Linked DNA regions of Homo sapiens: region 1 is linked to region 2. A link is a contact called in ENCODE Hi-C or POLR2A ChIA-PET data. All regions are on one chromosome and are shown on one strand. The core of a region is the stretch at or near the end of the contact, and the rest is flanking DNA. Distances in the headings are between cores, read along the strand shown.

Region 1 (3,619 bases), core at 884-3,383, 210 kb before region 2:
TAACACACTTTTGAATTTTGAACCATGGAATACTATGCCTGGTCAAAACCAAATTAAATTCCAATAAAAAAGCTGAAGGGCCCCAGGTAGGCCTGGGCAGCCTCCCTCAGCGTCGCCCTGTGTGAGATCTTGGCAAATGCATGCAATTCCACTAGGGCAGGCATGTTTCATCCAGGGCCTAGCGCCAGCTGACCACCTCCTTGGAGCCCAGCCTGGCATTTGTGGTCAGAGGGGTGCTGAGAGAAGCTCACCTTCACGGTGACACCTTCCTCATGGTCTGTTGTGGGTTGAACTGTGTCATCCCAATTCGTATGTTGAAGTCCCAACCCCTACTGTCTCAGAATGTGATCTTGTTTGGAAATAAGGTCTTTGCAGCTGTAATTCACTAAGCTGAGGCCATTCTGGAGCGGGGTAGGCCTCCAATCCAATGTGATGGGGTCCCTGTAAAATGGGGAAATTTGGACACAGACACACACAGGCAGAATTCCACATGGGCAGGAAGGCTGAGATGGGAGTGATGCTTCTACAAGCCAAAGAGCACCAAGGATTGCCTGCAAAGCTCTGGAAACCAGGAGAGAGGCCCGGAATGGGTTCTCGCTCAGAGCCCTTGGAGGGACCTAGCCTTTTGGACAACTTGATCTCAGACATCCAGCCCCCAGAGCTTGAGAAAACAAATGTCTGTGACTCCAGCCCCCCAGTTTGTGGTGGTGCTTTGTTACAGCAGCTGCAGGCAATCCATATGCCTTGTTTCAAGGGAAGTAGGCAGATCTATGACTCCTGCCTAGTGTTTGGTTTAGAGCTACCTTAACCTGTGAGGGAGCTGGACAGGCTCCGAAGCTGCCCCTGACCTCTGAGAGTGCCCACCCTGGCCCGGTACTTACTGTCATTGGTCATGTTCTTGGAGACTATAGTGGACGGTATCTCAGACATCTTGGCTGAGGCCCAAGAGGTTGATGCAAGGCTTCTCCTCTTCTAAAGGAGATCCTCACCTGAGGAGTGACACAGTGCTTGAGCCTGGTGGTCCCCAAGCCCAGAGCTTCCTTCCCCCTGGGTGGCTGACAGCCACCGACATTTGCTGAGGGCTCACCTTGTGGGGACACCTGCCGGCTCCCTGCCTCTCCCACCCGAGGGTCCACTCTCACCTCCTGGACTTGGCTCTAGCTGCCTACTTTTTCTGTGCTTAGAACACATCAATCTTGGCCTCAAGCCTTTGCATTTTCGGCCTCCTCGGCCAAAAAATATTCTCCCATACCCAGCTGGGGGTGCTGGGCTTCCTTCTCTTCAATTCCGAGCTCAAATGTCACCTCTTTAGAGAGACCTCTCACCATCCCATCCAAAGTGGTTTCTTCCTCCCCACCCCCATGTGGCCTTTATTTTCTTCTCTGCAATTCCCACTATCTGATTATCACTTTAAAAATCCATTCGTTGTCTATTTCCCCCTAAAATGTGAGCTCCATGAGAACAGGGGGGTCTTTTCTGCTCATCCAAGCTCCTGACATACCCTTGGCACTTCTTAACTTCATCCATTGAATGAATTTTCATTTTTGCAGGGGAGGAAGCAGAGATTCAGCGAGGTGTCCAAAGTCACAGTCAGGAGGGGCTGCCTCTGGAAAGGGCCCCCACTCTAAGCTTGTGCCATTCCTGCCGCATTCCTGCTGCAGCCCCCTATTGGGTGAGCCTGGGGTTCGCAGGGTCGCCTCCTAACACCCGCGCTCTGCAAGGCCCCGAGCCACACAGCGAGGTGCACAGGGATGGTAGGACAGATGGGGTGGATGGTAGATGGGTGTGTTTCAAGCAAGTGGCATGCGAGCGGGCAGCCTTGGAAGGCGCCTTGCAAGTCCGCTCCCGGCCACGCGCGCCCCTCGGGCCCTGGTTTCGCACCCCTGCCGCCGCCCCCACGCGCCCTCACGGACCCCGCGCGCCCCCTCTCCCCGGACCGCGAGCGCACCCACCGACCCCGACTGCCCCGGCTCGCTCCGAAGCCTCCGCGCTGCAGTTCTCAGCTCCAGGAGCAGGGCTCTTGGGTTTACGTCTCCAAGGCAACCATTCTTCAGGCTGGCTGTGACGCCACAAAGGCCGCGGAGGCTGGGCGCTTGAGGGCTGGGCCTGCGGGCCGCGGGACAGGGAGGGCGCGGGGCCGGGCTGCTGGGTCCGAGCTCTGGGCACGATGTCCTCCCTGACGCCGCCAGGACAGCGCCTGGCCCAGGCCTGGGCCTGGTGAACGCGGGTTTCTTCCTCTGAGGTTCAACACTCCGCACTTGGGTTGGCTCCTTTCATCCTGATTGGTTTATTCGCCACGTGCCAAGCACTGAAGAGGGCGTGCAGGATGGATACTTTTGGAGCAAAAATAGCCCTGCTTCTTTCCTGGGGAGGGATCGCACTTTCTAGAGGGGCGGTTTTCAAAGTATGGTCTCAGGACTAGCAGCATCGAAAATGCTGGGAACTCGTTAGAAAAGCAAGTTTTCAATCCTCGCCCCAGAATCAGAAACTCGGGGTGGAGCCCAGCAATGTGTGTCCTGACAAGTCCACGCGCGACCCCAGTGCTGGCTAGGGTTGCAAAGCCACTGCTCTACGGAGCGAGCGAGATCCATCATAGTGGGACAAGCGAGAGGATGAGGCCATACAGACCAGGGCAAGTTTTGAGCGCGCAGATCCACCAGCTGCTTGAAGCCAGGGGCACCAGGATGTCTGGTCCCCCAGCTCAGGGATCCTGTCTCCCCACAAAAAGCAGCAGCAGAAGACCCCTCTTTGAGTTCTGAACATGTTCCTAGATTTTCCCAGTATCTATGGGGATTGAGAGATTGATAAAGGCTGCTTGGAGCTGAAAGCACAGTCAGTGACTCATCTTTTCAGGGACATTTAGGGGCTTCTGGGGGGACTCTGGAGCAGTCTGCAGCCCAGCAATGTAGTCCCAGTGAGGATCCCAGCTGTGCCAGGCTCTGCCTAAGGCCGGTGTAGTGGGTGGGAAGACCACATCCACAACAGGAACTCCATTGGAGCTGGGGGTGGGAGTGAGGAGGAGCTCCCAAGATGGAAGGAGCAGGGATCCCTGAATCTTCGCTGGTAGAATAGTGTCCCAACTTGCAATATCCACAGTGGGCTTTGCACAAGGGAGGAAGAATGTTGTATTGTGTTAAGCCACATATGTGATTTGTGCATGTGTGCATGTGCACATGTGTGCACATGTAGTGTGTGTGTGTGCATGTGTGCACGTGTGTGTTCGTTACAGCTGCTATTGTCAAATGTGCTGAAAGACAAGTTGTCCCTTTACCCTTAGGAGAGAGGCTCCTTACACTGACATTCAAAGTCCTCAATGACCCGGCCCCAGCCTACCTCTGCAGCCTTATCTCCCTACAAACCATCAAAGCAGAACAAAAACCTGTCCCTCCGATTTAGGTTTTAGCAAACCACAAGAAGCACTTCATAAACTGGTGACTCAAGTAGAAAAGTAAGTGTTTTTGTAATGGTTTATCTAAATACAAGGTGCTCTAATGAGACTTTTAGGAAGCTAGAACATAAGTGACCCAAAGAGAACAAAGGTACCCAGGCTCCTGCCCATTCATTGTCATCAACAGATCAGTTTATGAACAGTCGTGAATCTCCCCATGAACCTTACAGA
Region 2 (3,809 bases), core at 695-3,194:
AAGCTAGTCTTCGCCATCATTGTCCAGAGACATGTTAATCAAGCAATCCCAGAAGCAGTGATAAAATTGCAGTTGAAGGCAGGGTGCAGTGGCTCATGCCTGTAATCTCAGCACTTTGGGAGGCTGAGGTAGGTGGATCATCTGACGTCAGGAGTTTGAGACCAGCCTGGCCAACATGGTGAAACCCCGGTGAAACGTCTACTAAAAATACAAAAATTAGCTGGGTGTGGTGGCGCATGCCTGTAATCCCAGCTACTCAGGAGGCTAAGGCAGGAGAATCGCTTGAACCTAGGAGGTGGAGGGTCCATTGAGCTGAGATTGCACCATTGGACTCTAGCCTGGGTGACAGAGTGAGACTCTACCTCAAAAAAAAATAAATAAATAAAGTTGAGAGAGGTTCATGAAGAAAAATTACAGGCCTCTCTGTGATCACATAATGGAGGAATCTGTCCTAGTAAGGCTGAGGCTAGGGAAAGCTTCCCTGAAGTCATGGCATTTTAGTAGGAACTTCCTGAAGAATGATGGGGGTTCTCTGGACAAAGATGAACGGCACATGGAAACTTTATGAGTCGAGAAGTTCCACAGATATGAGGGACAGCAGGGAGACCTGCAGGCTGGAGCCTAAAGAACAAGGGGACAGTGCCTGAAAGTAGGCTAAGTGGATCAGCAGGCACAGGCCACCTCAATCCTGGGTGCCCATACTGGCTTATGTGAGCAAAATACATGCATTAAGCCATTCAACAAACATTTATTTAGCAACTGCTACAAGCCATCACTGTGTATTGGGGATACAACAGTGAATACATCTCACAAATTTCCTGTCCTCAAAGAGCTTACAGTCTAGTGGGAGAGACAGACAATGAACAAACAAAGAAACAAGGAAATATCAGATATACAGTTAAGTGCTGTGAAGGAAATAGAACAGGGTGATGTGGCAGGGAGTGGCTGAGGGACTTCCTTAGTTTGTGTGACCTGGAACAGCCTCTCTAAGGCTCTGCATCAGATATCTGATATGTGATACCATATGGGAGCAGGCTCTGAAAGAACACTACAAGTAGAGAGGTAAAGGCAGGGGCTGCAGCAAGCCTGATGTGTTCAGGCACTGAGCAGAGAGAGGGCCAGGTGGTCGGGACTTAGCGAGAGGGTCGCCTCAAAAGAAGTGAGGCTTAGCAGGGCACGGAGCAGTGCGGCCGCAGGTGTGGTGGGAAGGGTGTTCCAGGAGAAGGAGCCACCTGGACACAGGCTTGCAGTCATGAAACAATACGCAATTATCACTCCCGGCATTCTACATGGCCTTGCCTGAGACCGGGCTGGCCAGGATCTCTGGGAACCAGGAGGAGGGGTCTGCGGCACCAGGACTGAGTAGAAGGGAGAGAGTGGAGAAGGGGAATTGCAGAGAGAAAACCAGGGGCTGTTTTTCTCTCGGAGAGGCGGGTAGGCACTGGGCGGGCAGAAGCGCCGCTATCCACCCGGATGCGCAGCTGCTAAGGGGCCGCCTCTGCAAGCGGCTGCAAATTCCCGGAGGGCAGCGTCTCCTTTCGCTCTGCTGTGTCCGTAGCACATGGCAGGTACTTGGCCCATCAAGAGTGAGAGAGGGTGAGCGAGTGAGTGAGTCACCGGCTTGGCGAGGGTCTCCTCTGACCCACTTAGCCTTGCCAGCGCTCAGAACTGCCAGCCCTGCTGGGTGCTTGGGACTTTTCAAAGCCCTGGGAATTCTCCAAGGGTCCACAGTAAGTCTTCTTGACCTAAGCGGGAAAGAGCGCAGGCCCCTGCGGGGTTGGCTTTTACATGGCATTTATAGACCCGCCCGGAGAGGGTGCGCTGCGCTCCCGCCATAGTCCCACCACCGGTGAGCGCCGCCCCCACTCGGCTGACTCTCCGCCCGCCCCGCGCCCCTCCCCTCACGGGCTCTGGCCTTAACCAGAGCTCGCGGACTGGCGGGGACAGGTCCCACCTCCTGGCTCCCAGGACGGGTCTGCACCAACCTCAGTTTCGGGGCTGCGGCTCACAGAAGTCTAACCTGCCCGGGACGCCCGCACCAACTCCTGCGCGCGGTGAGTTTCTGGGCTCTCGAGAGCGCTGGACTCCCGGCGGAAAGGAGGCTGCCCCGGCTGCAGCTCCGGGGGCTCCGGGGGCTCCAGGGGCTCCAGGACTCGGTTCTCACCGCAAGGGCTCCTGCGGGGCCCATCAACTTCGCCGCTGGGACGCCGGGCTCGGGGTACGGGTCCGGAGTTCTTTGGAGCAATTGAGGCTGAACCTGGCCAGGGGTCATCAGGCTAAATGACCGCAGCGCCAGGACTGGCCCGCCGAGGATCTGGCCGGCCGCGGTGGTAGGGCCCTTACGGAGCTGGCGCCAACCTGTGGGGTGGGCACTGCTGGCCCGGCTTATGGAAGAGAAAACTGAGGCTCGATAAGAGAAAGGGACCAGCGAAGGCGACGCGATGATTTGTGACTGGGGACTACCTGTTTCCTGGGCCCCTCGACCCCATTCTGTGACAGGGAAAGGTCTTCCCTGATTGGCCAAATCTGGGGGCCTGGCACGAGGGCCTCTTGTGATTGGAGGGGTCGACGTGAGCGCTCAGGGGCTGCGCTGGAGTCCCAGCTCCAGCCACTGCGCTCAAGTGGACGGTCGCGCGTGCAGAGGGAGGCCGGATAGCAGACCCCACAACGTGGCTCCTGGGGCCCCGCTATCGAGAGCTCAGGCCCCGCGGGCACTTGCCTAGGAGAGGAAAGAATCTTCCCAAAGTGCAGACAGAGACGGAATTTAATCAGGAGTCCCAGACTTGGAGTTTGGAGGCATGGGCTCTGGTGTCAGGTGACTTTGTTTCCTCCCCACGCCTCCACTTCTCCTTGACCTTGGGCAAGTTTCTTGTGTTCTGAATCTTAGTTTCTTGTCTCTAAAATCGGGAGGGGCAATGAACAGTAGTGCCTGCCTCCCAAGATTGCTTGAGAATTACATGAGACTGCCCCGCGCCTGGCCCTAGGAAACCCTCGGAGAATGTTGGCTGCTGTTTGTTTGTTTGTTTGTTTGAGACAGAGTCTCGCTCTGTCGCCCAGGCTGGAGTGCAGTGGCACGATCTCGGCTCACTGCAACCTCCGCCTCCCGGGTTCAAGTGATTCTCCCGCCTCAGCCTCCCGAGTGCTAGAACTGCATTCATGGGCCCCAGGGCCCTAGCACCAGAACAGAGGGCCCAGAGCTGCAGTCCTGCAGGGTGGCCCAGCCTCACAGGGACTAGAAGCTGGGTCCTGGAGAGCCAAGCCTGGGCTGGGAATTGGGTAGGAGGGTTGGGAGGCCCAGGAAGCCTCCCAGTGTCCCCACACCACCAAGTGAAAGGACACTGAGCGGCCATGACTGGGGGAGGAGGTGGAGGCCTGGAGGCGGCCCATACGGCCCACAAGGGGCTCTATGGGCTTCACTGCAGGCCCCTGCTCTTTCTGGGGCCAAAGGGCAAGCCTGATTGAGGCCCCTCCCAAGGCTCCCGTGCCTGCCATTCTGGCTTTCCCTGGACTGTGACAACAGCCCCTTGGTGGCCACCTGGACTCTGCCTCCCTGCAGGGGGGGAACGACATACTCTTTTATTTTTTTTTTTCAGAAGTAATCATGTACAATATAAAAAAAGAACATTCAGTTAAGAAAACAAAATAATTACAGTCGTCAAAAACCTCTGAAACCCAAAACCCTTTACCCAGTAACTTTCAACATTTCAGTGTAAATTCTTCTAGGCTTTTACCCTGCAGATAAACACACGCATGCACACACAGACACACACACACACACACACAAACTTAAGCCTTACACAATTATCGTG

What was found. A loop is a pair of places that touch in the nucleus more often than their neighbours do. ChIA-PET counts read pairs that join two places held with the same protein, here RNA polymerase II (POLR2A). Pooled maps may share reads with other maps.
Region 1: a pooled map shows a loop between it and region 2 (2.6-fold over the local background). The contact joins the promoter of CFAP100-DT here to the promoter of ALDH1L1 in region 2. A Hi-C loop is called at or near these places in 12 of 168 maps with a recorded cell type or tissue (A673, Calu3, GM12878 and 9 more), 4 of 37 single-sample maps with no recorded cell type and 20 of 50 pooled maps. POLR2A ChIA-PET finds 5 or more read pairs at or near these places in 3 of 52 experiments (GM12878, K562 and PC-9).

What each region holds. Positions count from the first base shown.
Region 1 is chr3:126,393,312-126,396,930 of GRCh38, reverse strand. CFAP100-DT (CFAP100 divergent transcript) reads left to right here and starts at 2,133. Exons shown (of 2, transcript NR_103789.1): 1 at 2,133-2,632. CFAP100 (cilia and flagella associated protein 100) reads right to left here and starts at 2,022. Exons shown (of 17, transcript NM_182628.3): 1 at 1,953-2,022; 2 at 882-989. The coding sequence starts at 930.
Region 2 is chr3:126,178,721-126,182,529 of GRCh38, reverse strand. ALDH1L1 (aldehyde dehydrogenase 1 family member L1) reads left to right here and starts at 1,944. Exons shown (of 23, transcript NM_012190.4): 1 at 1,944-2,054. ALDH1L1-AS2 (ALDH1L1 antisense RNA 2) reads right to left here and starts at 2,465. Exons shown (of 2, transcript NR_046383.1): 1 at 1,986-2,465. RefSeq lists enhancers at 775-1,528, 1,529-2,284.